Linked DNA regions of Homo sapiens: region 1 is linked to region 2. Evidence: read pairs that join two places in POLR2A ChIA-PET (ENCODE). Cell type or tissue: MCF 10A. All regions are shown on one strand. Links, peaks and the distances in the headings refer to the core of each region. The heading gives the core; the rest is flanking DNA. Region 1 holds the start of SYNE1 (spectrin repeat containing nuclear envelope protein 1). Region 2 overlaps SYNE1 (spectrin repeat containing nuclear envelope protein 1).

Region 1 (15,383 bases), core at 3,831-11,830, 67 kb after region 2:
CTATAAAATAAGAGCTAGGCAAATATTTCCAAAGCCTAGCAAATATTGTTATCTGGGTCAGTCTGAAGCTGTTTCTTAATCTTCAGCATGAAACATATTAAGTTAGTATAGATCTCTCACATTTTGTTCTAAATCTGCCACAAAGTAATGAACAGAAAAGAAAAAATAGATATGTATTTTGTCACACTGTTCCGGTGATATCAGGAACTTTTTAGCCATACTACAAATCTTTTTTCACCATGGGGAATAAAAAGCCTCTCAAAGAACAATCGTCATGACTCGTGATTAAATTCGCATTTTATGAAGATGTAGGTCATATTAATGACCTTTGCCTCATTGAAAATTATTATACTTTCTCTTGCATAGGTCTGGCTTCTGTATACGAATGTTGTCTTTAGGAAAGTCATTCTCAGATGAAGACAAAAAATGGATGGGCATTAAAGAAGAGAAAAATAATTCATTTTTAACTTTCTTAACATTCACAGGAACATTTCAGATACAAGTTTTCCACCCCAAAACGAAAAGCTCAGAAATGAACATTGTGGGATGCTAAGGCTTCATTGCTGATATTTCCCTCTGGGCTGGACCTGACTCTATTTACGGAAGGGGGCAGAACTTCCAGCATCCAAAGTCTGGGATCCCAGTCAGCACACCCAGCCTGCCTTCCCAAGGGGCTTCTTCCTGTGCGGCTGATGGCTGCTTCGTTTTGCACGGATGCCTGCCCGTTGGGATGCACCTGGCCGCCTGTGCACCACCATTTCCCAGAACTCCTCCGCCAGCAATGCAAGATCTCTCTATGTGAAACGTATCTTTATAAAGAGGAGACGAAAGTTCTCTTGCCCTCTAGTGCAGGCTCTGCCGGGAAGCAACTGCACCATGACAGCGCCGCTGGAGTCTGACGCGCCAGGGCCTCCGCGCAGCCTTCAAGCCATTTCCCTCCCCCAGCCCTTCCTAAAATAGTCAGGGGGTGGAGGAAGGGAGGCTCCTAGAATCTGTTCAACGCCCTACCTCTCCCATCTGATAGTAGCAACAGTACCGACCATCACAATAAGAGGCTGGCTGCCTTTTGCTTCTGCACCATTGGAGCCCAGGAGATGTGCCACAAGCGGAAATGACAACTCAGAGAGGGGGATATTAATAGGGACATCTACGTACGAGATGCAAAGAGGCTCCCCAACCTCCTAGTCTCCTTATCTATGAGTATCGCACACGTACACACATCACTGCCACCACCCCCTCCCATCAAGCACGCAGAGCCCCAGCGTGCAGGCACAAACTTGCTGACAATTTGTCTGCAATGTGTTCGTCTTGCACCTCTCTCTCCTCTCCCTGTCTCTGTCTCTCCCTGTCTCCCAGTCTCTGTCTTTCCTTTTACCTTCTCTCTCGGCCTCGTTCAGTTTCCCAGCAGCAAGGCGAAGCGAGCGAACGCTTCCTCCCGGCTCTCTGCGCCCAGGCTCGGCGGGACCCCGGGGATGCGCGGCTGTCCGCCCGCCCTGTCGCCGGGATCGGGCGCGGTCTGCAGGACTGCGGGAGCCCAGCCGCCCTGGTGACAGAGGACAACAATCTCAGCCCGCTGCGGCCGGCGGCCGCGGCCCGGCGCCCGCGCTCACCCTGGCTGGCTCGCCCACACTCACTCCCGCGCCGGGCTGCTCAGCCGCGCTCCCCGCCCTCCGCGACCGGTTCCTCCTCCCGGCTGCTCGCTGGGGGGTGAGGCCTCCCCCTTCGCCCTCCCCCACGCATCTACTGCTCCTGTCGGGAAGGAAGGTCGCCCAGGCCGGTTCAGCCTCTGGGCAGGGTCCCTGCACCGCCCTGGCCCGCCACACCCCCTCCCCGGCTCCGTGCCCCGCGCCCCGCGCCCGGCTCCGGGATGCGCCGGTGCCTGGAAGAGCTGGGGGCGGGGACCCGGAGGCTCGCAGGCTTCCCTACCTCCTGGAGATGCACGGCCTTGGGCGTTTCTCCGCAGCTGCAAAGCTGTGCTGTGACCCACCCGCTCAGCGAGCCTTTATACCGGGACCACCTCCCGGGGGTCGAGGTGGGAAGGAAATGTCCCTGAGAGCCGGGACGCGCTGCCTCCGCTGCCTGGAGGAGCTGCGCTGTCCTGCCAGCTAACTTTTGCCCACGGTTTCCACTGCCCGGGTGACCTTTCTGAGCGGAACCTATCCTGAAAGGCTGGGAGGTTCCCTGATGGTCCCAGGAAGGGCGTGATGCAGAGCAAAGAGCAAAACCCGCTGGCTCCTTTTTCATCAACTTCCGAAAGATCCTAAATCGTTTTGGCTGCCAAGTCAGTAGCAAATAACTTAATTTGAGGGAGACTGGTCAGGCTTTATAGATCTTTTTTAATGTTATGTATAAAGTTTAGACTTCTTGAGAAAGCGCTTGACATCTTTAATTCTTGACTGTTTATTATGATGATTCTAAAAACCACTTTTAGGTTCTTCAGGTGCACTGTATGCACCCTGTACATTGCGGAGCCATTTGTATCTTTGGCCACAAGTCCTTCTCGTGGTGTAAGAGATCTTGGTGTTGCCTGGTAGCATTCAGGAGAATTTATTTTGTTGTGGTTTTATGGTATCCAGGCAAAGTCAAACACAGTCTCTCTTCACCAACAGTGAAGTCCAAGTCCAACAGGATGATTGCAGCTAAAATAATCGAAGCCATGTTGCAATAATCTTAAAAGTAATAATCCCCCCCTTGAATCTCCAATCTGAACAAAACAGTCATTTATCCTCTAAATTTGCTGAAAGGAAGGAGCAGTTTATAAAGTAGATGAAGTTTCTCTTTGCTGCCTGCCTTTCCCTTACCTGCTGCCAACATTCCCACTGCCTAGCTTTCCATTTTCTTCAAATTCTCCTTCTTCTGGATCGTGTCAAAATAATAACATCTGAAACAAATCTGGTAAACCAATCTGATGTGTTCCTCTTCTTTGTGCTGACTTTTGTTTTTTTTTAGAGAGAGAAACCAAACAATGGATCTCTATTTGCAGAACTTGCTACCTCCAAAAGTTGGGCCTGGAGGAGGAGTGTTTGGGATCACTCTCAATGTATGCCCTGCCTCTGCCTGAGGGCAACAATCCTGGGGCACCCCCAGAGCCCCTTGTGGAGACAACCACCAGAGCATAATTATTCCAGGTCAGCCCTCTGTGCCCAGTGGCCACAAAATGGGGTCCAGATTTCCAGGCTTGCCACTCAGAAGAAACAGATCAGAATGGCTCAGCTCACCCTCTCAATCCCTACCTTCATAGAATCAATCCACCCTGCCGGCTTTTGAAGATGGGTAGAAAGTTATTGTGCCAACTTTGCCATTCTTTTTGTTTGTTTGTTTGTTTGAGATGGAGTTTCGCTCTTGTTCCCCAGGCTGGGGTGCAATGGTGCAATCTCGGCTCACTGCAACCTCCGCCTCCCAGGTTCAAGCAATTATCCTGCCTCAGCCTCCTGAGTAGCTGAGATTACAGGGATGCGTCACCACACCTGGCTAATTTTGTATTTTTAGTAGAGACAGGGTTCCTTCATGTTGGTCAGGCTGGTCTCAAACTTCCGACCTCAGGTGACCCATCCAGCTCGGCCTCCCAAAGTGCTGGGATTACAGGTGTGAGCCACTGCACCTGGCCACCAACTTGCTATTCTACACGTTAAGCAACTACTTTCTTGGGTTTACTTACTTGAGAAGTGAGCCACTTAAAACACAAGCCTGAAACATTGCTTCCACCAACTAAAACTCCTCTACTAGGCCTAATCTCTGTTCTCACAGGCTGAGACAGACAGAAGCATAGAGCTGTCTTGCTGGCATTGATTCCCTATACAGCTGAAATCCCATTCTCAGCTAAACTTTATCCTCTGTAGAAGGACTAAGCACATTTTAGAGTTTTGCAAAGGGCTTGTCAGTTTCACACACCCCAGGGAAGGGTGTTGTAGCTCCATTTACTCAACAGCTATTGCTTGAACACTTACCACATAACAAATATTGTCCTAAGTGCTGGGGCTACCGTGGTAAGCAAACTCTGACCGGGCTCTTGCCTTCATGGAGCTTACAGTATGATGGGGGAAGAGCCAGACATTCATCAGAGAACCACACAAATACTTATAAAACCCCATTCTCCAAGCAAAGGCAAATGTTGCTATGAGAGCTTTCAAGAACGGGAGTTGGCCAGGCATGGTGGCTCACACCTGTAATCCCAGCATTTTGGGAGGCCAAGGCAGACAGATCACTTGAGGACAGGAGTTCGAGACCAGCCTGGCCAACATGGTGAAACCCCATCTCTACTAAAAATACAAAAATTGGCCAGGCACGGTGGCTCATGCATGTAATCCCAGCACTTTGGAAGGCCGAGGCAGGCAGATCACAAGGTCAAGAGATCAAGACCAGCTTCACCAACATGGTGAAACCCCATCTCTACTAAAAATATAAAAAATTAGTTGGGCATGGTGGCGCATGCCTGTAGGCCCAGCTACTCAGGAGGCTGAGGCAGGAGAAACACTTGAAGCTGGGAGGCGGAGGTTGCAGTGAGCCAAGATTGCACCACTGCACTCCAGCCTGGCGACAGAGTGAGACTCTGTCAAAAAAAAAAAAAAATAGCCAGCGTGGTTGTAGGCGCCTATAATCTGAGCTACTCGGGAGGCTGAGGCAGGATAATTGCTTGAACCTGGAAAGCGAAGGTTGCAGTGAGCTGAGATCGTGCCACTGCACTCCAGCCTGGGTGACAGAGCAAGACTCAGAAAAAAAAAAAAGGAGGGGAATTAATTTATTTCAGGGATTAGAAAGGCTTTGCTAAGGGAGTGACATCTGAACAGTGAGGTGCAGGAACTAGGTGAACGTGAGCAGGTGGGAAATTGGGAGAGCGCTCCAGACAGAAGGAACAGCATATGCAGAGGCTCTATGGAAGAAAAGCACATGGTGCATTGCAGGAACTGAGGAAGACTGATGAGGTTGCAGAAGAAAAAGCAAGGGAGGGGCCAGGAGGTTTAGGGAATGGTGGGCCCAGTACAGCTGGAAACAGAGCCAAGGGCAGACTATGCCAGTCTTAAAAACTGAACCAAAGGGATGGCCCTTTACAAGAAGCCATTAAAGTGTTCTCAGTGCAACATGATTAGATTTATGTTTTAAAATGTTCTCTTTGGCTAAAATGTGAAAAAACAGATTAGAAGTGGAGCCAGAATCAATAAACATGGACCAGTTAGGAAGGTGGTGCTGTAATCCTTTAGAAAAGACTGTGGTATTTATTATTAGAGTGATGGTGGTGGGAAAATGTAGACAGATTTGAGAGATATTTAATAGATAAAACTTACAGGGCATAAGGCCATGTTGTGCTATAGACTGAATAGGTATGTTCCCCCACCCCCAAACTCATATGTTGAAACCTATCCCCAGTGTCATGGTATTAGGAGGTGTGGCCTTTGGGGGTGATTAGGTCATAAGGGTAGAACCCTCATGCATAGAATTAGTGTGCTAATAAAAGGAACTTGGAGAAGTCCTTGCCCCTTCCACCATGTGAGAACACATCAAGAAGACAGCCATCTATCAACCAGGAAGTGGGTTCTCACCAGACACTGAATTTGAAGGTGCCTTGATCCTGGACTTCCAGCCTCCAGAACTGTGAGTAGTAAGTGTCTGTTGTTTGTGAGCCACCTGTACTATAGTATTATGTTACAGCAGCCCGAACAGACTAAGACATGTGTCAACAGGAAGTTAGAAAAGTATAATGGTTAAAGTATTGGGTTTTAAAGCAAGAAAGGCCTGGGTTTGAGTCCCAGCTTTACCATTAAGTGCCTATGTGATTTTTAGCTAGGAATTTAACCTCTTGTGAATTCAGGTTTACAACCCTGCAATTCAGGATTCTAATAGTATCTCATTCATAGAGCTGTTGTGGGGACTACATGAGCTAATGCCTGAATAGCACTCAGCACTTCAGTGCCTGGCATGTGGTCAATAAATGAAAGATATTATTAGCATCATTATTATGCTTCTAGTTATTATTACTATTAGTCTAGATGTTTCTGAAGTTGGCAAACCATCACTCTCCATTTCACATTGCAATAGCCTAATAGAGCTAGGACACCAGTTCCTGAGAGCAACAAAATACAATCCCAGGGCCATCACAGGCTGAGAGACAGCTGCCAGGACAGCAACCTGACTTCCTCCTCCACCAGGCCCAGGGCCTGTCCTCCTCATCCGTCTTTTCATTCTGTCTCACTTTACAAAGAATCTTCTTCTTATATATCACTGTAGTTGGGCCCCCAAGGTCCCCTGTCTGCATTAGCAAGAGGTACCAAAGATAGCAACAGTTGCAGATTGCCTTCAGCCCAGCTTCATCCCAATGCCTGCATCATGGTGTTCTATACATTTGTAAAATATGAGACATTGTGCCCATATGAAATCAGAGAAAAATCATTTCTTTCCTTTTTTTTTTTTTTTTTTTGGAAACGGAGTTTTGCTCTTGTTGCCCAAACTGGAGTGCAATGGCGCAATCTTGGCTCACCGCAACCTCTGCCTCCTGGGTTCAAGTGATTCTCCTGCCTCAGCCTCCTGAGTAGCTGGGATTACAGGCATGCGCCACCACACCTGGCTAACTTTTTGTATCTTTTAGTAGAAACAGGGTTTCACCATGTTAGCCAGGCTGGTCTCGAACTCCTGACCTCAGGTGATCTGCCCGCCTTGGCCTCCCAAAGTGCTGGGATTACAGGAGTGAGCCATTGCGCCCAACCCGAATAATCATTTCTACTTCTGTCATTCCTACTTTAAGTATCTGTGTTGATACCATGACAAAACTTGCCGTAATTAAAATATGTTGTGGATTTATCAAAAGCAGCGGCCCCAGGATCTACCAGAAGTGCATCTTTATTCAAATGAACACGTGTGCAACTCAACAAATGGCTCTCTTCTTCCACCTCCCTCCCTTAGTCTTAAATCTCTTCAAAACCAACTTGTACACACAGTGCAGTGAAACTTCAATCAAAGTAGCTCTCTTACTTTTTAAAGGTTAAGGGGCATTTTATCAGTCAGGGTCTTGATGTAGTCAGTAGAGGTCCGGCTTGGTCTTCTAGAAATCTAGGAGCCACTTGTTACGTAATGGCCTGTAGTGGAATCAATAGTCTGTTGACAAGGGAGAAAGGACAAACGAGGACAGAGGGACTTATTTTCCTGACAAGTAAGTGCCTCAGGAGGATTTGCATTCAAAGTCCTCGGATTCACCCAAATCCTACAAATGCCCCTGTTCCAGTTCTCATAGCCCACTCTTTACAATAAGAACTTTAGCTTTCATGTAAGAGACTTGGCAAGTCTTTGAATTTATTTTATGCTGTAATTTTGCAACATGCAGAAGCGGACCTTAGGTCTGATTTTTGGCTATATCAGCAATGTAGCTACAAGGGTCCTAGAAGTCCTCTAGTCCTTGACCAGGCCTTGATCCAAAAGTGTAAAGTTTCCCAGCTTGCCATTTTCTTTCTATGGTCTCTGGTGCAGTCAGAAGTAGATGACACACCCCATGGTCTTTCTCGTTCTCTTTCCTACTTTCAGACTCTAGAGCAGCGGTCAACTTAGTCTCCACAATTCTTGATTTCAATAGGTCCTTCACTTCCGACAACCACAGGTGTTAATTCAAGGAAGTGTTTGCCACCATGTGCCATGTCTCTTCATAATTCTATTTTGCACTAGAATTAGGCAATTAGGTCATCACTGTAAGCAAATGCAACCAGGTCAAACAACAAGATTCTCATCTTTGAAGCTCTGGAACCAATCTTGGCATGAAATATTGTGTCAGTCCAGATTCATTAAAGAAAAATCAAAGCAACTTAAGGAGTGTTGGAAAGGCTAGAGAAGTGATCATCATCAGGCTGCCTTCAGCTTTCAGGTAAGCACCATTGCAAGTGCAATCCAGAGCTCGGCAAGTTGCTGCTGCCACCCAGAGGTCAAGATACTGCAGCAAACCGCCAACAGCATCACAGCTGCCCTTGCTCAGAGGCTAGGCCTGGTGAGGGAGCTGGGTGTTCAGCCAGCCTCTGTAAAACTACTGCCGTTGCCGCTGGAGGGAGAATTTCTCAGTGTCTACATTGCCTTCCAAATCTCATGTGAGAGCACTGGCAGAATGCAAATTTCACCCAAACCCCTCAGGAAAGGGAGCCTGAGAAATGTAATGCCCAAACTTCTAGCTCCAGAGATACAGGAGAGAGCACAGAAAGAGGAGTGAATGCAGGTTGTTTGCCGAGAAACAGTATCCAGTACAAACACAGACTTGGGTGAACTGGTGAATGCAAATGTTTACTGAAATTAACATTTACAGAAATTCTAGGCTGGCCGCGGTGGCTCATGTCTGTCATCCCAGCACTTTGGGAGGCTGAGGTGGGTGGATTACTTGAGTTTAGGAGTTCGAGACCAGGTGGGCCAACGTGGTGAAACCCTGTCTCTACTGAAACTGCAAAAACAAAAATAGCTGAGTATGGTAGCACACGGCTGTAATCTCAGCTACTCAGGAGGCCAAGGCAGGAGAATCGCTTAAATTTATGAAACAGAGGTTGCAGTGAGTCAAGATTGTGCTCTGTACTACAGCCTGGGCCACAGAGCAAGACTGTCTCAAAAAAAAAAAAAGAAAAAAAAGAAAAATGTACAGAAATTCTACTTTAATAAGTTAAATCTTTTAAATCTCTTATAACTCTAACATTAATATTGTTTTAGAATTTTAAAAGTTAAGATTTTAATACTTTTTAAAAAATGAAACATTTTAGCATTGCTGAATAAATTTTAAAATATTAATTCCCCAGTGAAATGTTCTTGTCCCTTTCTCCCCATGCTTCCTTCGGGAGTTGATCTTCTTAGACCATTGGTCTCTCCTCTACTTAGCCACCCACTCCCGTGATCATAGTCTTGACCTTGTCATGATGAACAGTAACAATTATTTGTGATGATAATCTCAACTGGAAACACTCCACTCTCTGATCACTGACTCTTTTGTTCCCAGTACTCTCCCTGTTGCATTCCAATTCCAATAACCCCTCAACTGAATAGGACCTCACATCCATTGGGAGGGTCACCGATGGCCCTTGGGATGCCTTTGTTTGAATTCTTCAAGATTTTTTTTTTTTTCTGTGAGACAGAGTCTCACTCTGTTACCCAGGCTGGACTGCAGTGGTGCAATCTCAGCTCACTGCAGCCTCGACCTCCTGTGCTCAAGCAATCCTCCCACCTCAGCCTCTGAGTAGCTGGGACTTCAGGCGCTTGCCACCATGCCTGGCTGATTTTGTTTTTATTTTTTGTAGAGACAAGGTTTCATTATGTTGCCCAGGCTGGTCTTGAACTTCTGGGCTCAATCAGTCTTCCCACCTTGGCCTCCCAAAATGTTAGGATTACGGGCACGAACCACCATGCCTAGCAGATATTTCAACTCCATCTTTTGGAAACTATTGTAAAAGATCACTTTTGATAAAACAAGATGGTTGAGTGCCATCTTTCAGAAAATTACAATGCGTACCCAAATCTTAAATTCCATTTATGGATGATGCCCACCTGAAAGATGTTACCTTACGTGTATGTAGTGCATAACCCACATTAACCATATGTGGCTGCTCAGTGACAGTTGATTCTGCAATTTTTTTCATTGTCTATCTCCCCCTTTATGTTCATCCCTTTTAAAATGGTTTAAATTCCACATGTAACCATCCTACTCACCTCTTGAATTTATCCTCAAGCACTGTCCCTCTTGCCTTGTCATACTCACTTGGCTAACACACATCCCTTGTTAAATTCAGCTCTGCCTACTTCGTGCCTGCACCCACACTGCTGAATATGGCTGGGGGAACACTACCTTATGCTAACTGGTCTTTGCCTTTATGGCAAATCACTAAATCAAATGCCCCTGAATGCTCTATTTCTCTAACCAATATACTCTCCCACTTCCCTAAACAAATATCATACTTTTTCCTATCTTCCCAGATTTCCCCAAATGTTCCCCCATATCTAAATTTTCAGCTATTAACTTTGTTTCCTATTTACTATTTTAAGCAATCAAAGAGAATTTCCACAAGCTGCCACTAGCATATGCATGCATGTTGTCAGTGCCTGCATATAATGTTCCAATTTGTCTTCTGTTGCTAGGAATGAACTCTTTAAGCTCCTAGTTAAGGCCACCTCCTCCACTTATATATTCGATCTATCCCTTCCTGTCAACAATGTTTTTCTCTATTCCTAGCATCATGACTTTCTTTTCTCTTTGCTAGTTCATTCCCATCAGCATATAAACATGCTATTCCTCCCATATTAACAACAACAAACTTTCTTGTTCACCACCTAAACTCCAAATACTACCTCATTTCTCTCCTAAATTTTAAGAAAAATTTCTTGAAAGAGTGGTCTACACTCTGTTGGCAATTTCTCTCTTCCCACTTGCTCCCGAACTCACCACAGGCCAGCTTTCACCCCCAGCATGCCACCTTAGCTAGGTTACCAGCGACTTCTTTGCTAAACCTAATATTCCTATCTCTGTCCCTATCTTGATCTATTAGAAGCATTTAGTTATTTCCTCTTTCCTTCTCAAGATAGTTTTCTCACTTGGCTTCTGAACCTGCCTCTTCCCTCACTTTCTCTCTTCTGGCTGCTTCTTGGTCTCCTTTGCTGCATCCCTCTTATCTCCTCAACCTCTAGACTTTGGGGGACCAAGAGCTCCATCTTTGGTGCTTTTCTATTTCCCAGCTGCACTAATTCCTAGGGGATTTTATTCAATTTCATGGTGTTAAATATCATGTGTATGCTACGAACTCCCAAATTTAGGTATCTAACCCAGATATCTCTTCTGAACTCCAGACTTCTATATCCAATTGCCTTCCCAGGCAGTTTAAGAGGCATCCCAAATAAAGCTGGTCCAAAACTAAATCTGTGACCTTTTCTTCCAAACTTGCCCCTTTGTTTGACTTCCTCACATCATTTAATGGTAACTTCCATCCTTTTCAGTTGCTCAAGCCTAAAGTCTTGGCATCATACTTGACAATTCTTTTTTTCTCATTGCTCACCTTCAGTCCATTGGCAAACATGTTGATTCTATTTTTAAAACATATTCAGAGAACATCCTTGTTCTTAGAAAATAGACTCTAAAATATTTAGCAATTGTAGGGCATGATGTCTCTAACATCCTTTCAAGTAGTTCAGAAAACATAATATAATGAAACATAGAGAAGGATGGTTAAAGAAAGTAAATGGAGCAAAATGTCAGCAAACTGATGAATCTGGTTGGAAGGCATACAGGGAGTTTTGTGTAATACTCTTGAAACTTTTCTGTAGGTTACAAAAAGTCTAATGAATCTAAAAATCTATTACTTATCAACTCCACCATTACTACCCTAGACATCATCTCTAGCCTTCAAGCTACCCTTTTTTTCTTTTTTTTCTTTTTTTTTTCCTTTTAGACAGAGTCTCGCTCTGTCGCCCAGGTTGGAGTGCAGTGGTGCGATTTCAGCTCACTGCAACCTCCACTTCCTGGGTTCAAGCCATTCTCTACCTCAGCCTCCCAAGTAGCTGGGATTACAGGCACCTGCCACCATGCCTGGCTAATTTTTTGTATTTTTAGTAGAGACAGGGTTTCACCATCTTTGCCAGGTTGGTCTTGAACTCCTGACCTTGTGATCCACCCTCCTCGGCCTCCCAAACTGCTAGGATTACAGGCGTGAGCTTCCGTGCCTGGCTGCCTTCAGGCTACTCTTAACGTAACAGTCACATAAATCTTATTATATCATAAACCAGATGATGTCACTCCTTTGCTCAAAGCCCTCTAATAGCATTCCATATTACTTACAGTGAAGTCCTCTTATGATCTATAAAGCCCTATATGATTTGCCCCATCTCCTCATTAACTACCTAGCCCCATCTGCAACCCTCCCCTTCACTTACTGACCCGCAGCTTGCATGCATTCCTTGATGTTCCTGAAGGTTACTAGGCAAGCTCCCACTGCAGGACCTTTTTCCATGATATTCTCTCTGCGGGCAAATTCAATTCTGAAAGTTGCTCATATTCACATGTCTGGCCTTCTAACTTTTTTCAGGTCTTTCATCAAAGCATTACCCTCTCAGTGAACTCTTTCCTGAATGTCCTGTATAAAATTTTTAAACACCCTCCACTCTTCTTTGAACATTCTACCTTTATGCCATACTTTATTTTTTTCTGCAGCACTTAGCACTAACATTGTATATATATTTTCTTACTTATCTAATTTATTTTGTGTCTGTCCCTAAAATGTAAGCTCCATGAGGGCAGCTATTTCAGTATATTTGTTAACTCTTATGTTCTTAGCATTTAAAACAAGCACATAAAAGATACTCAATTTATGTTTGTTGAATAAATAAATGAATGAACATACCAATCTCACTATGCCTTATGGAATTCTACATACCATCAATTATAAAGTTACGTTATTGTCAAACCCATTAGAAACTGATTGCTCAAATCTCTGGGACATCCTGATCTTCAATGGGTCATCAATTAGGATATTCCCATGTTTCATGGTATAAAGTAATAGAAAAATATATTTTTTTCCCTTCAGCTCTTAATATTATCCTTTCTTCTTGGTTCATAATTTTTTAACTACTCTAAAGCACTTCTGTCATTGTACTTTTGGCTCTGTTTGGATATACAGTTCTATGTCTGAAATGGTTTCTGATAAGTAGACAGCTCTGAAATCCCCTGATACATCCACTTCTGAGATGTTGTAGAGCTTTTCATATTCCCCTTGAGTTTGTGTAATTATTTAGGAATATTGGCAACTTTTCTTTGCCTTTATCATATATTAATTAATATCATCTACCTTTTGTCTGCCCTTATTTTTATTTTTTTTCTCAAAGGTTCTTAACATTTTCTGGATCATTTAAAAAGCTTTTTTATAGGCCACTATCAGTCTATCTGACTTGTGCATAATGGCTTTGCTAAATACTATTTAGAACTGAGCTTTTGTTTACAAGATAACTGTGCCAGTAATGACATTAGGTTGTAGCTGAGTTTGCAGTGGGAGAGGATCATGTGGATTACATAATTTCTTAACTGGATTCCTACCAAGAGTGTTCCAGAGTGACTGAATGAACTCACTAGCACACACAGTTTTATCCACCACTTGGAAATACTTCAAGGAGCCTCCGAAAAGGAAAGACGATCTTTACTTGTGAGTTTCTCCTTCCTGGTTTATTTCATTACCCATATCTATTTCCAGCTGGAAAATTTGTGAGAAATCACCAGATGAACATGTATCAGTTCAGATGCATTGTGATGCCAGGAAAAGAAAAGCCAGTGGACACAGGCAAAAATAAAAATAAAGGAGATTTATTAGCTTGCAAAAATCCAAAAGGACAAGTTTCAGGATTCATTCCAGTTTACATCAACGATCTGGTTTCTTTCTATTCTTCTTTTCTGCTGTCCACATGTTGAGTTCATTCTAAGGCTGATCCTTATGTTTGTTGGATGTGTACCGGCAATAATTAGACTGGTACATACTTTTGTTTCACCCACTGAGAGAGAAAGTATTTGTGTCTAAAATTCCATGCGAATGTCTTGAATATTGCTCTAATTAGGCTAGCTTAGGTTGTGTGCCTAGTGGCCTCCTCCCAACCACTTTGGTGAAGAAAAATAAAATGTTCTGATTGCCTTTCACCCAGTCAGACCCATCATTGGCATAACATCTTCCTGAAGCAAATGGCCTACATAGCAAAGTGTAGATACCTGTATTTGGCCCCAAAAGGAAAGGGAAGTCAGAAGTCACAAACACTAGATGAGGGTAATTTGAGGTGAAGTCCATTTTATTTTGGTTTGTTTTATTCAAAGGGCCAAATTACAAAGTGTGAAGGGGGAATAGTGGAACCATAAGACATAGCCAGGGAACTTGGAGTGAGCAAGAGCAGAGCTGCTATTGATCCCAGGCCCAGAGGAAATCAGGGAGGGAGAGCTTACTGGAATGCAAAGGAAGAGTCCTGTAGAGAATAATATATTGATAGGAGCAATGACCCTGGGAGAACACAGGTAACCTCAGAGGAGCTTAGGGAGGGAACTAGGGAAATTAGCACTCTGATATTCTTGTTTTCTCCTGTTTCTACTGGGATTCCCCATTGTTTAAAACAAACCAGAAGCCTGAGGATGCAGGAGCAGTGTGATGCTGCCCACGCTGGTCATTCTTTCAGGACAGAGCAGAATGGAAAAGGACAGGAACAAATGGGAAGTATTCTGTGCAGTATCTGAATTAAAATGTGGGTACTGCAAAGAAGATAGGAGAGGACAATAAATGCTGGAGAGACAGCCAATCAATGCTGCCTACAGACCAGAAGTGTTTGACTCACTAATCTTACCTAGAGGCCTTCAGATAATTATGACACCACTTAGTATTCCAAAAAATAATACAAAACAAAAAGCCTTTTAAGTATAATGTCTATCTATCTATCTATCTATCTATCTATCTATCTATCTATCTATCTAAATATTCTCCTACCTCAGTGGTGAGAAGCATAGACAAACTATTTATCTTAATTAACCATATTGATTGTCATCAGCTATATCAGCAGTTACAGAAAGGATATTAACTAATGATGGGTCATATTGCTTAACTTCTAGGACAGCTTCATGGCTGAAAATGTTCTGTATGTGAAAGATGATCATGTGGATGATAGAGAATTTATATTCTCTCTTTCTTGAAGATCAAATAAGAGAAAAATGAGTTTACTAAGCAGGAAATATTTTGATAAAATAGAGGTAGACATTCTTGATAATAGGATACATTAAACCCTAAAAGGTTTTTTTTTTCTCCTGATTATCTTTGAGCACCATTTTGCAATTTCTCTGCCTATGTTCTAAAATCCATCTGGCAACCAACGGGGCCTAAAATGGATATAATTAATTTCGGCTCCCCAAGCACAGAATTGCTATGTGTCCCGGGGGGCTCCCACTGTGACAACTGCTGTGGTTGTAGGGGCAGTGGACTTCATTCCATCTCCATCCAGAGCTAGCCTTGGGCAATTCAGATGGCCAAGCCATTACACTGCAGAGCAGGGTCCTCAGCTGCCTCCTTCATTCACTTCATGTGTCATGATAGGGACAAAAGCATAAAATGATAGGCTAGACCAGCAAATGCAGGTCTCAAAATCCAGGCAGATATGCCGAGTTAGGGTATACAACATTCGTTCAGTCACTCAATATTTATTGAGTACCTACTACATATGGGCCAGGCAATGTTTTTTGGTGCTTTCTAGAGCAGTGCACGGGAGAAAAAAGAAAGAAAGAAAGAAAGAAAACTTTGCATTCATAAAGTTTATCTTCTAGTGGAAAATGTAGACAGCAAACAATGTCTATACAAATATATACCATATTGGATAATAATGGCTGCTAGGGAGAAAAAATATAGCAGAGAAGAGACAAAAGATGTGTCAAGTCAATG
Region 2 (15,383 bases), core at 3,649-11,648:
CTCCTGTCTCAGACTCCTGAGTAGCTAGAACTACAGGCTCTTGCCACTGCACCTGGCTTAGAATTTTAAATAAAATCAATGAGAAAAATTTTCAGTCCCATTACATTTGTAAGCAAAGATATGGACCAGCAATTCACAAAATGGTCTTTAAAACATATGAAATAAAGTTTTACATTATTCAATTTAAAAAACAATGAGATAAGCATAATATCCAGGGGTAACTTTTAAACAAAAAGAAAGAGATTTTGAGCTGTAATAAGTTGCCATTTTTGAAAGCCAGTATTTTTAACTCTTATAATGAAGATTAAGTAACATTAATGAATTAGTTCTTTATTGCTCCTAGTCTCAGTATTATCATACATCAGTGGTCCTTAAAGTGCCCAGAGCAGCAGCATCAGCACCACCTGGGAACTTGTTAGAAATGTAAATTCCTGGCTCCAATCCTGACCTACAGAAGCAGATCAGCAATCGGCTTTAACAAGATACCCAGGTGATTCTTATGCACAATCAAATTTTGGGATCACTGTATGGATCATAAGCTGTAGAAAATTTTGTGGTGCAGTGGTTCCCAGCATGCATCCAATTTCCTGGGTTTAGTTTAATCATCACCTTATGGGCAAGTTATCTAGATTCTCCTTTCAGTTTCCTCATCTGTGAAATGGAGGTAATGATGGCACTTGCCTCATAAGGTTGTTGGTAGGATAACAGAAGTTTATGTTTGAAAAGCATATGTATCAGTGCTTATATAGCTTAGCCCATTGTTAAATTTAGATTTTTTTAAGTAAGTTTAATAAAGAAGAGAAAAGACCATATTTTAAAGATTTAAAAGTAAAGATAATCAATAATTACACTGTGAGAAATGACAACTAGATTTGCATATCTGTAGTAGAATAGAAAAAATGGGTCATAAGCAGCTTTAGGGATGATGAGAAGAAATGGAGGAAGAAAAAAGAATATACACAAGCTGCATCCAAAATACTCTCAAATACTCTGCCAGTGGAGAGCCACACGTATAATTAATTCAGAGATCTTCTTGGAGATGGCCCTAGAAGTGTGAATTCTTGCACTCTGCCTAAAACAATTTGGGTATATAAACCACCTCTCTTTGATGGTAAAGATATGTTTGTTTGATTTTTGATGCTAGTAAAATAGCTGTAGAAACAAGTCTTGAGGCCATACTTTCATAAAATAAATACACCTTTATTAAATTACAGGTGATCTGAATACGATCTTAGCCTGTCATTAAGATGTGTTCTTAGTTATTTCAGTCTACTGAATAGACTGACCTGCAATTTAGTTTACAATTTAGTTTCTGAAATAATTTAAAAACAAAAAGCATAAGTCTAGCAATTATTTCGTGTTGTCTAGACCCTGTGTGACAACTCTGCTGAATTCTTCAATTATTTCCATGTTAATAATAACTAAATAGATCATTATGAAATCACAGCAAAATAAAAAACACAATCTTCCATTTTCTGTTGCTCCTATGTTCTTTCTCAGCACCAAGCTATATAAAAGTTAAAACAGTTTATTTCCTCTATATTATGTAGGTATTTGATTGTCCCGAACACATCAAAATATTACGCTTTCAGAAAAATCTTTTGAATCTCTGCCTATAAAACCATTACTATATCATATATAAAACTCATACTCTTCCTTCTCTGTGTATAATATTTAGATTCTCTCCTGTGAACAGGATAGCCAGGGAATTAGCATACCTTTTGGGTCAGGTAGATGGGGTAGTCAGTGAGATCTCCGAAAAACAAAAAGGTTGCTTGTTAAAGGCCAACGTGGTCAACTTGACCCTTTTGGGGAGGTGCAGCCTTGCCAGCACTAGAGGCTGGACTTGCTGAGGCCACGTTGGATCTCCAGTCTCAGCACTGGGTTATTTTAGTCCTTCATCCCAACAAACTTCGGGATGGGTGGTGTGCTGCACCTATTCCCACCAGGAAGCGGGTCTTGCAGATTACTAACAGCTGTTCCCTTAATCAGAGGCAATCAAAACAATGGTATCCCCTTCCTTCTACAAATTAATAAAGGGAGCTATCTAGGAAGGTTCAGTCCTTACTATCATGGTAAGAAGTCTTTCTTTTGTAGTGTACCTCACTAAAGAGAAAGACAAACAAGCAAACAAAAAAACTCCTACTCACAGCAATAAGTAAGGTAAGCATCTATCTAGGAGCTCTCTCCTAAAGGCAGCCAGATGCGGAGGAATTCACGAGACTGCCCTGCCCAGTCTCAGAAAGGGATGCACAAAGGGGGATTCATCCCATTGCTCAGAAAGCAAGAAGGGAAGGGACTTTGCTCAGAAATCAAGCTGCTTATTTAATTTGATGTTTACTCTGGTCTTTTTTGACCTACACAGTAATACAGAGATATTTTTCAATTGACAACTTTCTATCTCAGTTACTTAGTTTCAATAAATTTAACCTGTAAACATTACCTTACAATGTGTTCCATTCTGAGGTTTCTTTTAACCCAATGGAATAGAAATGACCCCTACTTGGTTTGTCTTCTGAGATTGCTTAAGAACAGGAAGCAAAGTACTGATTACTAGGCTTGCTTTTAAAATAACAGCCTTGGCAATGATCTCTAGCTGAGAACTGGCACTTGTGTTGACTCTAGGTCTTCAGAAAAGGAAAATCAAGGGAAGAAAGAAAAATTCAATGTGCAGAAACAAACAAACAAAAAATGCCAGCAATTTCTGAAGGAATGGAGAATACATGTATATGAATCCTGTAGCACCACGAAATTTAGAGCTACACACCTACAATCCTTCAGAGGCATTTCATGACAGCTGCATGATGAAGGGGGAGGATTTATATTTAATTTCTATATGTGTATACTTTTTACCCTAAAAAAAAGGAAGGAAGAAAGCATGCAAATTAACTTCTTGTCACTAATAAAATGGTGTGATTTAACCCAAAATCCGTGACTGTAAAGTACCCACAAAGAGAAAGAAAATGGGTCTCAGGAAACAAAATTGTTTTATTATGGCTGTATCTGTATTGGGTCAATTACTGTGACGAAAGAGGCATTTTCCCTGGCAGAGAAAAGATTAACATTTTAGTGTATTTTCTTAAATAATTTAAAAAGGAAAGAGTAACATGTAACTAAATTTAGTTTTTAATCATTTTCTACTTACTTGCTATATGCAACTAACTTGTTATTTTCAATGCATTTTTTAAATTTTTCAATGCTAGTTTGTGCATCATCACAGTTTTTAAAAATTTCCTTGCCAGGAAATTATCATATTTGTAATTACAATAACAAAACTCTAGTCACTTCCTGAATTAAAGAAGGGGTTGGGGTGGGGGCAGCTTTATCACCGCAATCTTGGACTGACCTTTTGCCTGAAGCATTTGAAAAGGCAAGTAGAAATCAAATATATTTTTGCATAATGCCTACATCTTTAATGACACTTCTGAGGTGTCTGAGTGATATTTCTATTGTCATTGCATAATATAATACTTAGCATTTTACTGTAATGAAGTGTAACAATTGAGGTAATGTTACTACCATCTTACGTAAATTCAAACTTTTACAAACCAAAGTATGTTCTATTTTTGTCCATTTTGCCAATTCAGTTCTTCTCACTATTCTTAAAGGAGGGTCCATTAATTACATGTATCCAAAATGCACAACAATCTAATTAGCTGTTAGAATGACTCACTTCAGTCCTCAATGTCTTGCTTTTTGTAAAAGTGCTCATTTCCTATGACTTATGGGAGAAATTGTTTGGATTGGAAGAGCTTCAAAGCCAATAAACAGAATAAGGGGACTCCCAGAATAATAGATTTCTAGAATAAGAGCACTTTTTATGGATTAGGAAACAGCTCCAGAGTCTATGACCCGCCCAACGTCACAAAACCAGAATGTCAGTAATACTACTCATCGTTGCCAGATACTCAAAAGCTCCTCTGCAGTTGGAAAGATTCGTTCCAGAAAAAGTCTTTCCTGAAGGGCAACTCACTTTCGCTAGGGATGAAGAGTAACTTAAAAAGGAGAGAGAGCGGAGGTAAGGGGAATGAATTGGTGTAATGCCAAAAGCTGTGGAATAAAAGTTATTCCATGGTATTTGTTCATGGGTGTTGTGTGTGAATGATGTGTGTTGATGTTTTCTGGGTCATTTAGTTTATGAGGGAAGGCAGGAAAAGCCAACAGAGCATACAAAAACAAATCAGCCACAAATTCTGAAAGAGGGAGTTGCCTTTGGTCTAATAAACATTTTAGGAATGTAAACACCTTCTGGGAAGGATTCCTTCTGGGAATGTCTATTTGACATTCACACCTCATTGTCAACTGCTCGAATTAGATAACACCTTGTTGAATATCCTCAGGCAATGAAAAATTAAAGGTAAAGAAAGAGAAAGGAATACTTTTCTAAGGGCGAGGCACTTAGAGGTGGAGACTCCCCTCTGGGCATTACCTACTTGAGGTCTCTATAGAGGAGGCTGATTTTTTTTTAAATTTTATTATTATTATACTTTAAGTTTTAGGGTACATGTGCACAACGTGCAGGTTTGTTACATATGTATACATGTGCCATGTTGGTGTGCTGCACCCATTAACTCGTCATTTAGCATTAGGTATATCTCCTAATGCTATCCCCCCCCCTCCCCCCACCCCACAACAGGCCCTGGTGTGTTATGGTCCCCTTCCTGTGTCCATGTGTTCTCATTGTTCAATTCCCACCTATGAGTGAGAACATGCGGTGTTTGGTTTTTTGTCCTTGCGGTAGTTTGCTGAGAATGATGGTTTCCAAGGCTGACATTTTTAACTGAAACTGAAGAGAAGTGATGAAAAAGCAGGTTGGATTCCATTGCTCACAACTCTTCTTTCCTCAGATGACCCCAACTTACCATTCTCTAATTTTGAAAACAGGAAAAAATGTTCAAGAAGATTTAGAACCTATCTTCAAGAAATGTCAAGAATGTAATATTGGGACTCTCATAAATCATAACTTTTCTGCCTACATTTTCTGAAGATTTCCCTATAAAAGTCTGTTACCTTGACACTCTAATTCATATGCTCAAGAATTAGGTTAATTATTTTTTAAAACTTTGAAGAAAATGATCAAACTAACAGTAACAATAGCATCTACCCATCCTAAAAGAGTATGCATCATATACAGCAAACTTCTATGACTAAGAAACAAAACAGGTTCATTGTTAGATACAGCATAATAGCATCAAAGCTCTGCTTCACCTGTTGGAAGCACAGAACATATTTTAACTTTACGGGCTGTGGGAGCTGGGGGAAGCAAAAACATTAGAGATGTTCAACCAAGCTCTGAGTCATCTCTTTATGAGTTACAGATTCTTAAAAACAAATTAAATGAAGTCCCCAGCTGTAACTATGATTTGAGCCTCATAACGGGGTGAGAATGGAGAAAATGGGCCAAATCTACAGTTATGGAATATATAATGGGATATACACATATATATGTATATATATACACACATATATATATACACATAAATATATACATATATATATATATATATGGCAGATATAACAAGATAGGCCTTAGAAGTTAATTTGGTGGCAAAAGGAGTAGGTTTAGAGAGGAAATATATATAATATATATTTGTTGTTTTCGTAGATGAGATCTGGAGAGTTGCCTCAGAAACGTGTCTGCACCTCTGCAAAGGCATCCCCAAGCTCAACCCTGTGTAATTACCTCCTCTTTGCTCTTGTTCTTGCCTTTCCTTTCTGCACCTGACAGTTAATTGCTGTAATTGAACAACAAGGACTGGGATGCCCTTCCTCCTCTTGCTCTCACTTCTTTCATGACTCTCTTCAGTCTTTGTTGGTTGATTAAGCTTAAGCAGTCTGGTAATCAATCCAAATCTTATCTCATTAATTGGACTAAATGAAGCTTTGAGGGAAGGAAAGGAGATGAGCATAATAGGTGCTAAGTAAATACCGTAGTTGTTTCTCAACCATGGAAAACCCCACTTGAAGGATATACACTTTATATGTTTGCATGAAAGTATTAAGGTATTTGAAGTAACTAAGGTAATCAAAGTAATTTTCCCCAATGTATAATCTAACTTCTGTTTTTTTCAGGCACACTAACACTTTCAGATCCTTGGGACAGGCACCATTCAGTCAAATCCTTATAGAGCAGGACTCTTGAAACGTCAGTTCACTCTTAGCTGTTTTTGGTTTGTTTTTTGTTTTGTTTGTTTGTTTTTAATTTTGTTTGCTTTTCATTTCTGTGGCTTTAGGTTCTTTAAGCCACCATGGAAGTACTTATTTTAAGAGAATAACCATTGGAATTATGCTTTCTTAAGAAAAATAAATGTGAATGAATGTACCAAACATGAAATGTAAGAACTCTTCCATCTAAGCTATAATCCCATCCCTGAATGACACATGATGGTGGTGGGTACAGTTGATGAGGTTTTCTCTAACTCCGGTGGTATAGGATGGTGGTCTTCAATCTGGGAATGTAATAAATGCCCTAAAGGACTATTTCAAGGAGCAACACCTGATAAAGTTTTTCCTAATGTCATACTGCATTGAGCAGAACAATTCTGAATGAAGCTTTTATTTAGTGGTCTGGGCTGAATTACATGCCTCTAGATTTGTATCTGTCAAAATGTGTTTCATGGACGAATGACATCAGAATGCAATGCTCACTAGAGATGGAGCTTCCTGGGTTCTGCATTAGATGCCCCAAGACTCTCTGAGACAAGGCTTAGAGGTCTGCATTGGAACACACTCCTCATGTCATTCTTATCCGAACTAGAATTCAAAAACCACAGCTTTAGAATCTTAAAATAGTTGTTCAACAATTTATTTATGCAAACTGCTGAAAACATGAAAAAGAGAAGTTATATTGCATTTCACTACAGTTCAGTAATCCAATAGGCTGTTGTTCCATTTTAAGATTGTGGAGTCAACATAAATAAACATGATCTTTGCAGTCAGAACAGCCTAGATTTGCCACAACTTACTAGCTATGCAACCTTGAACAAGTTTCTCAGCCTATCAGAACATCAGTTTCATCATCACTGTAATGAGGAAACTATTAACAGCTACCTCACAGGGTTGCTTGAAAGCTAAATGAACAATGTATATGCAAAACACATAGCACAGTGCCTGGAATGTAATAGGCATTTAATGCATGCTACATTATTACTTTCTATCTTAGCAACTTGAGGTGACTGTAATCTCTTTTAAAATATTCAGTGTAAACAAACTTTCTCTTATAATTCTTGCAGCATTATTAGTAATGTTCTGGGAAACGGCTATTGCATAATCTGCCAAATAAGAACAAAGTGGACCTCGGCTAATCAGCAAACGTGCCTGTGCATGTCTTTCTGGTAGCAATTCAGTCAGCTATTAAATTGTTCCTGCTGTGTTTTTTCAAAAAAATAAGTACCAACCCATCTTTCTTTGCTAATGTTAACTCTAATCTGCGTTAGCTGCTTGCTTTTGCAGTTATTGGTATGCATTCACATTCTGTATCTATAGGATATAAATAAAATCAATAGAACTTGCTTTGCGTGAGCCAGTGTTCAAGGTCCAACTACAGATTGGGAATAAGGAATTACTAGGCATTTACAGCAGAAATACTAGCACATAGCACAGTCTTGGTTTTTGAGTCCTACTATGCAGTTTACAACACTCCCATGTATTTAGACAGTGTTAGGTTTTTCTTCCAATCACTCAGTTTCCAAGAGTACATTATACTCAAATTTCTTGATGACAAATCCTATGCAATTTGGTGTGTTTTCCTTTCTAAACCTACTCCTTTTGCCACCAGATTAACTTCTAAGGCCTACCTTGTTAGATCTGTCAGAGGTAAGTAACTAAATAATTAACTACTAGGGGATGCAGGCTACCCCAAAAAGACACAGGTATTTTCCAAGTGACACAGGGGCACACAGAACAAAGGCTTTCAAAACCTTGTCATATTTTCAGTCACAGCAGGTATAAGGACAGATAGCCAGATTCTTGACCTTCCTATTCAAATTAGCTACAGGAAGTGGGGAAATTATTTTACACTCCTCTAAATCTGGCTGTCAAGAATTAGTGGAAAAATCCAACTTTGAATTTGTGCTTCCCTGAGTGTAATCACATTTAGTCCGATTAGATTAAAGAAGAGTAGATCACCCTCAAAGCAAACAGGAAATGGAGACACAATTTGACTTCATGATTGAGCACTAACAAAAGATATATGGAAAATAGATTGGGGTCTAAAGCAAATAGCATTTTTAGTAATTTAAAAATAACTTGAGAGACACATACACATATAAAATGCCAGCTTTTATTGTCAGACAATCAAAATTGTTCATATGTTAAGAAGGCATTTTTTTGTCATTTCTTTAAATTAATTTGAGCTTCAGATAGGAAGGCTACAATCACTGCAGCTAATAAAGTGTTTTTGTTCTTGACAAAGAATAAAACTTGCTGTTGCAAGTGGCTCAACGATAGAAAGAATCTTATTAGAAGTATAATTAATGCAGGGCTTTAAAGAAGTCACATTGCTAACCTAGGGTGCATGGTTTTAGGCAGAAATGTGAACACAATTGCCACTTTGCAAGAACTCACCAAGATCCATGAAAACAATTGAGTCTAAGAAATGACATCGTTACTGCATTTTAAATCATAAAAATATTCTTGCCTGGGCGCGGTGGCTCGCACCTGTAATCCCAGCACTTGGGGAGGCCGAGGCGGGTGGATCACAAGGTCAGGAGATTGAGACCATTCTGGCTAACACAGTGAAACCCCGTCTCTACTAAAAACACAAAATAATTAGCCGGGCATGGTGGCGGGCGCCTGTAGTCGCAGCTACTCGGGAGGCTGAGGCAGGAGAATGGCGTGACCCCGGGAGGCGGAGCTTGCAGTGAGCCGAGATGGTGCCACTGCACTCCAGCCTGGGGGACAGAGCGAGACTCCATCTCAACGACAACAAAAGAAAAAAAAATTCTCTAACTATGAAAATGCTTCTAAACTCTGGTGATTTTCCAGACGGGAGTTGGAGTGAAGGTCTACATTCACTTAGACTGTATCACAACTCCCCATTATTACAAGCTTGAGTTTTCTGTTTTGTTTTTTTTTTTAATTTAGATTTGTAAGCAATATGCCAATAAAATAATTTACTTATTTACTATACTATACCTTGCCTACTTGCAAAATGCTTATAGTATCCAACAGGCCTTACTTAGAAAGTAACAACCAGAAGCAAATGTTTCTTGGAATAACAAACTCCACATCTTCTCTACATCCTGCATTTTTCCCTGTATATTCTGTGATTTGATGCGGTGTTTTTGTGAGTGTGGGAGTATATGTGTAAAGTGTCATTATTTCTACTAAATATATAAATCTAGATAGCAAAAATGGTTTTTTTTGCTACAATAGGCAGTGAAACAATTGCAAACTATTTTTCTTTTGTTAAATTCATGAAATCTGAAACTTTATATTTTTTTCACTTTTCAAAAAGTTTTTAAATTATGAAATATTTACAGATTCACAGGAAGTTACATGGAAATACACAGGAAGATCCCATGTACACCTTCACCCGGTCTGCCCCAATGTTAACATCTTTCATTACCACAATATAATATGAAAACTTCATATCCTTGGCCTGGCGTGGTAGCTCATGCCTGTAATCCCAGCACTTCGGGAAGCTGAGGTGGGCAGGTCACTTGAGGTCAGAAATTCAAGACCAGCCTGGCCAACATGGTGAAATCCCGTTTCCACAAAAAATACAAAAATTAGCCAGGTGTGGTGGCATGTGCCTCTAATCCCAGCTACTTGGAGGCTGAGGCAGGAGAATCACTTGAACATGGGAGGCAGAGGTTGCAGTGAGCAGAGATTGTGCCACTGCACTATGGCCTGGGCAGCAGAGTGAGACTCCATCTCAAAAAACAAAATAAAAAAACAAAAATAAAAACAAAACCCTTCATATTCTTTAATTCCAGTATCTAACTTTGATTTCAAGATTCCCTTTGAAATTTTTAAGGCTTATTAACCCTATGAAGTCTATAACCCTGTTTTCCTGTTAACTTTCATAATTAAGAATTTGACCTCTAATTACTATGCATACATCTATTTTATGAATTTATCTAATAACATTTTATATGACTGTCACTTCTCTGTTTATTTCATTAACTTTTTATTTTTTTTAACAGTAAGAGCCATCTTTTGTTTCCAGGTTATTTATTTAAAAATCCATCAAGTCTTTGGAAACAGATGTTAAGTTAATATTCTAATTTATTTCAGAAGAGATTTGACTTCATATGGCTATAACCAAGAAATGCAAATCTATAGTAAAGATAATGATATTTTACTTGCTACTTCTCACAAAATAGGCTCCATTGGTTTAAATTTAGTAACTAAGAGTATTTCTTTTTTTAAGTCATATTGTAGAAGATTGCATTTTCCAAAGATGACAACAATAATATTTCTGGTCTTACATGCTCTTCCAGAACCTAGTTACTACCCCATTTAGAGGTAGAAATTTTTTTCCTTCCCCTTGAATTTGGGTGAGCTATTGGGACTGCTGTGACAAGTAGGATATGTAAGAAGTGAGGCTGTGTGACTTCTGAGACTAAGTCTTAAAGGCAAAAAGTTCTGTCTGGCTCTTTCTCTTGAGTCACCTGCCTTTGGATCTCAGCTACCATGTTGTGAGGATACCCAGGCCACAGGCAGAGGCCATGTGGCAGATGTTCCAGCTAAAGTCTCAGCCACAGGCCTGAATCAACTGCCAGATGTATTAAGAGAGCTTTCAGAAGATTCCAGCCACCAGCATTTTCTTTTCCTTTCTTATTGTGTCACTTTTTTTTCTTTCCAACTTTTATTTTAGGTTCAGGGGGTGCATGTACAGGTTTGTTACATGGGTAAATTGCATGTGTTGGGGGTTTACTATACAGATTATTTTGTCACCCAGGTAATGAGCGTAGTACTCAATAGGTAGTTTTTCAATCCTCACCCTCTTCCTATCCTCTACCCTCAAGTAGACCCTGGTATCTATGTTATTCTCTTCTTTGTGTCCATATGCACTCGATGTTTAGCTCCCACTTACAGGTAACAACATGTGGTACTTGGTTTTCTTTTCCTGTGTTAATTCGCTTAGGGTAATGGCCTCCAGCTCCATCCATGTTGCTGTAAATAACATGATTTCATTCTTGTTATGGCTGTGTATTATTCCATGGTGTGTATGTACCACATTTTCTTTGCCCAGTCCATCATCGATGGGCCGATTCCATGTCTTTGCGATTGTGAAGAGTGCTGCAATGAACATCTGCATGAATGTGTCTTTATGGTAGAACAATTTATATTCATTTGGGTATATACCCAGTAATGGGATTGCTGTGTCAAATGGTAATTCTGCTTTAAGTTGTTGGAGAAATCTCCAAACTGCTTTCCACAGTGGCTGAACTGATTTACATTCCCACCAGCAATGTATAGGTGTTCCCTTTTTCTCCACAACCTTACCAGCATCTGTCATTTCTTGACTTTTTAGTAATAGCTATTATAACTGGTGTGAGATGGCATCTCATCATGGTTTTGATTTGCATTTTTCTGATGATGAGTGATGTCGAACATTTTTTCATATACTTGTCCACATGCGTGTCTTCTTATAGAAACGTCTGTTCATGTCCTTTGCCCATTTTTCAATGGGGTTGTTTAGTTTTTGCTTGTTGATTTGTTTAAGTTCCTTATGAATTCTGGATATTAGATCTTTGTCAGATGCATGGTTTGCAAATATTTTCTCCCATTCTGTAGGTTGTCTGTTTACTCAGTTGACAGTGTCTTTTGCTATGCAGAAGCTTTTTAGTTTAATTAGGCCCTGCTTGTCAATGTTTGTTTTTGTTGCAATTGCGTTTGGAGTCTTCATCATGAAATTTTGCCAGGGCCTATGTCTAGAATAGTATTTCTTAGGTTTTCTTCTACAGTTTTATAGTTTTAGATTTTACCTTTACATCTTTGGTCCACCTTGAGTTGATTTTTGTATATGGTGAAAGGAAGGGGTCTAGTGTCACTCTTCTGCATATTAGCCATCAGTATTTAAGTCTTCTAGCTGAGGACCCAGGCATTGTGGAGCAGAGATAAGCCATTCCTACTGAGCCCTATCCAAAATTCCCGATCCTCAAAATGTGTGAGAATAAAAGTGATTGTTTTTTGCTACTGAGTTTTCTAATTTGTTACAGAGCCACAAATGACCAGAACACATGTACACTTAGATGTAAACATTTGCAGGAAGAGTATTTGGCATTCATTGGGCTACATCTGTTAATACCTGTAATGTTGCTCTTCTCTTGGCTTCTTATACAATGTGTTCCATTCTTCATTGATCAGTTAGTCTCTACTTTGTAAACTTCAGCAAAACCTACCTAGTTAAAATGAACAATACATCTTCCAGAGAGGCCTCAGGAACTACTGATGTGTGCAAAGACCTGCTTCCCTGAGAATGCCCTCAACATAGCACTGACAGCTCTCTGAATTCCCGGTGAAGTGCAGCAGGCTAAACCATGTATGGGCCTGAATCAACTAGGACTTTTATTTGCACAGGTAAGAGGGGATGCCCTAGTGGGCCAGGGACTGGAATGTTGTGAGAGGGCTTCTCCATCAGCCACAACCTTCAGCCTGTACCTCAAATCAAATGACCTCCCAGTTACCCAGAGAGAGACCAGAAGTCTCACCAGTAAGTACACAGGAGTCTCTGAGGGTGCAAAGAATAATGTCATTCCAGAAATATTTACTAAGTAGCCACTGCATCCTAAAAGGATGATGTAGGGACTTCAGAGTAGGAAAATAACCATGTAAACATGCAGTTACCATGTGGTGAGTACTATAGCAGACATAAGCACACCAACTTCCCACTGCTCATGGCCCCTCTCGCTACACCAACGTCTCATCCGTCACCTTTGCTTTCATTCCTTGTCCTGTCCTCAGACCTCCCTTTCCAGTTTTAGTGCAAACACCTCATCACTTTCCCTTGATGTTTCTTAAAGGGAACCTAGTTGTCCACCAGCCCAAGAATGCCTTGGGGGTTTTGTTAATATTGCAGACCCCTGGCTCGCTCCAGACTCACTGAGTCAAAATCACCAGTGGTGGGATCCAGGGTTTGAATTTTTGTAAATGTCCCCTGCTGATTCTTATGCATCTATTCTTGTCTTCCCCACTCTAGTCTCTGCTATCCGATTCACTCTTCTTGTGAACACTAGATTAATTTTTCAGAGCTTGACTCTGATAATATCACTCCCTTGCCACCTTAAAATGGGTTACCAGTGCCTAGCAGGCTTTTTGCTCTATATCCCAGTACTCAAAACTTTTTCCAATCTGGCCTCAACCTACTTCCTAGTCATGTCACCAATAACCCACATAGAGCTAGTTGTATGACATACAGCTTGCTTCTGCCAAATCGTATCCCCCTCCACCCCCTACTTCCCAAACATAGCCAGGACTTCCCACCAGCTGCCTGCCTGAAGGGAAGTTTTTCAAGTTAGCCTGACACTCTGAATACCTTCAGCTCTTCTGTGGCAGCTGGTAAAAATTCTCCTTAGTACCTAGTTCAAAGGTAAGATCTCCCATAATATCATCATATCTGGAAGTTCTCTTTCCCTTCTCTGTAGCACCTTGTCTTAAACATTCTCATAGTATCTCTCACATCTCTCCTTGTAATAACAATATCATTACTTACCTAGTCCCACTCACCCCCTAAAAGTATTCAAATATGTGTATATATACATGTGTGTGCATGAGTGTGTACACACACTGAGTTAAATTTTAAGTCAAATTTATATATATACACACACACATATATTACATATTACATATACATGTTGCCAGCTTAAAATGGGTTACCAGTGCTCAAAACTTTTTACATATATATAAATAAATATATATATAACTTTATTTTATTTTAGATCCATGGGGTACATGTGCATGTTTGTCACAAGAGAATATAAGGTACTGGTGGAGACTGGGCTTCTAGTGTACCCATTACCCAAACAGTGAAAACTATCTGATAAGTTATTTTTCAATCATCAGCCTCCTTCCATCCTTCCCTTTTTTGGAGTTTTCAGTGTCTATTACTTCCATCTTTTTTTAAAATTACTTCATCTTTGTTAAAGAGTATACTGGCCACTTACATATATTGTGGCCTTTTCAAAATTTGCTGAAATCTGTAATTCTACAATATAAATTTATTTCATAATTTCTAAATACTTTGTAGAAGGTTGCAATCATATTTAAAATTTTTCATCAGAGTATTCTATTTAGTAATTGTTTTGCTATGAATACAGACAAAATCATGAAGTGCTATTAAAATCAAGTGGTCACTTTGTTGGAGTGGAGAGATTCTGAAGTGTTATAAATCTTATACATTTTATAATTATTTTATTGACAAAGACCAATAAATAAGCTGCTACTGAGTAATATAAAAGTTACTTTGCACCAAAGGGAATACATTAAATATATATTTTGAGTTACCTTTGCTCAGATCCTAAATCAGTGACCCTCATTAAGGAACCACTGTGTGTTGGGACTTCTAGTGTGCCCCGGCTTCATGCGTCACATCCTAAAATGAAGGTCACTCAGGGTGGAGGGGCCTTTAGGATCATCACAACTTTCCCTTTCTCACACCCTCAACCCATATCTGCCTCCCTGGGAGGACAGGCTTTGCAGTGACATCTCTATCATTACTAGTTGGGCATCATTACCTCACTGTACTGAGCCCCATTCCCTTATTATGAGGATAAAAATAGTGTCACCAGCTTTCTAAGGTTACTGTGAGGATTGTGCAGAAAAATAGGAAATCTATAAATGTTGCCTGTTTTATTACAACAATTCCAATGTGTGGGACCTTTATCAGAAAACTTAGAGAAACAGAAGACGCCTTACTTCCAGAGACTGGTAAAATAGGCTGTGTCTGTTTTTACAGGTTCCAGAATTTCTCCTACCTCAAATCCCCCTATCAGCCTCCAATCCCCTGAAAGCTGGCAGTGACTCAGATGAGCCTGTCAGTCTGGAATCAATGGTTCATTTCTGCTGTAAAAGGGACATTGGAAGAGAGCACTATGCCTCACTGGTCATTTGACTGAATTTATCAGCTCTTTTCCTGAGAGCAAAAGTGGGAGAATTAGACTCGGGTGGGCCTGCGGCAGAGAGTAAAAAAGCAGGGATGGACTGGAGGTGAGGAGTCCTAACAAATATGTTTATCCTACTCAACATTACCTAAAAACTAGATATAGCCACACAAGGAAGGAGAAAAACATCTCTTCTGTGTGCATCTTTGCGATGGATTTAGAGGCAATGTATAGGAAGGCATTATTGCCTGGGGGTTATGAACAGAAGCTCTGGTACCAGACTGCCTGCTTTCAAATCCTGGCACTGGCACTCCCTAGCTCTGTGATCTTTGG

Evidence for each region. Peaks named below come from ENCODE experiments on the same cell type or tissue, not always from the same donor. Only the 100,000 strongest peaks of a DNase experiment are listed, where the experiment ranks them.
Region 1: POLR2A ChIA-PET joins it to region 2 with 7 read pairs; 4 of 35 experiments call an interaction of 5 or more read pairs at or near these places.

The regions. Positions count from the first base shown.
Region 1 is chr6:152,635,263-152,650,645 of GRCh38, forward strand. It overlaps SYNE1 (spectrin repeat containing nuclear envelope protein 1), which reads right to left and starts at 2,100. Exons shown (of 146, transcript NM_182961.4): 1 at 1,927-2,100; 2 at 1,376-1,543. In MCF 10A, for the core only: a CTCF peak has its summit at 7,906 (motif pointing left); a DNase peak (open chromatin) is centred at 7,909.
Region 2 is chr6:152,568,715-152,584,097 of GRCh38, forward strand. The region is part of intron 3 of SYNE1 (spectrin repeat containing nuclear envelope protein 1); the gene reads right to left. Among named protein-coding and RNA genes, the nearest start is that of SYNE1, 61 kb to the right of the region's middle. RefSeq lists an enhancer at 3,991-4,553. In MCF 10A, for the core only: no CTCF peak of the experiment used is centred there; DNase peaks (open chromatin) are centred at 3,847 and 7,297.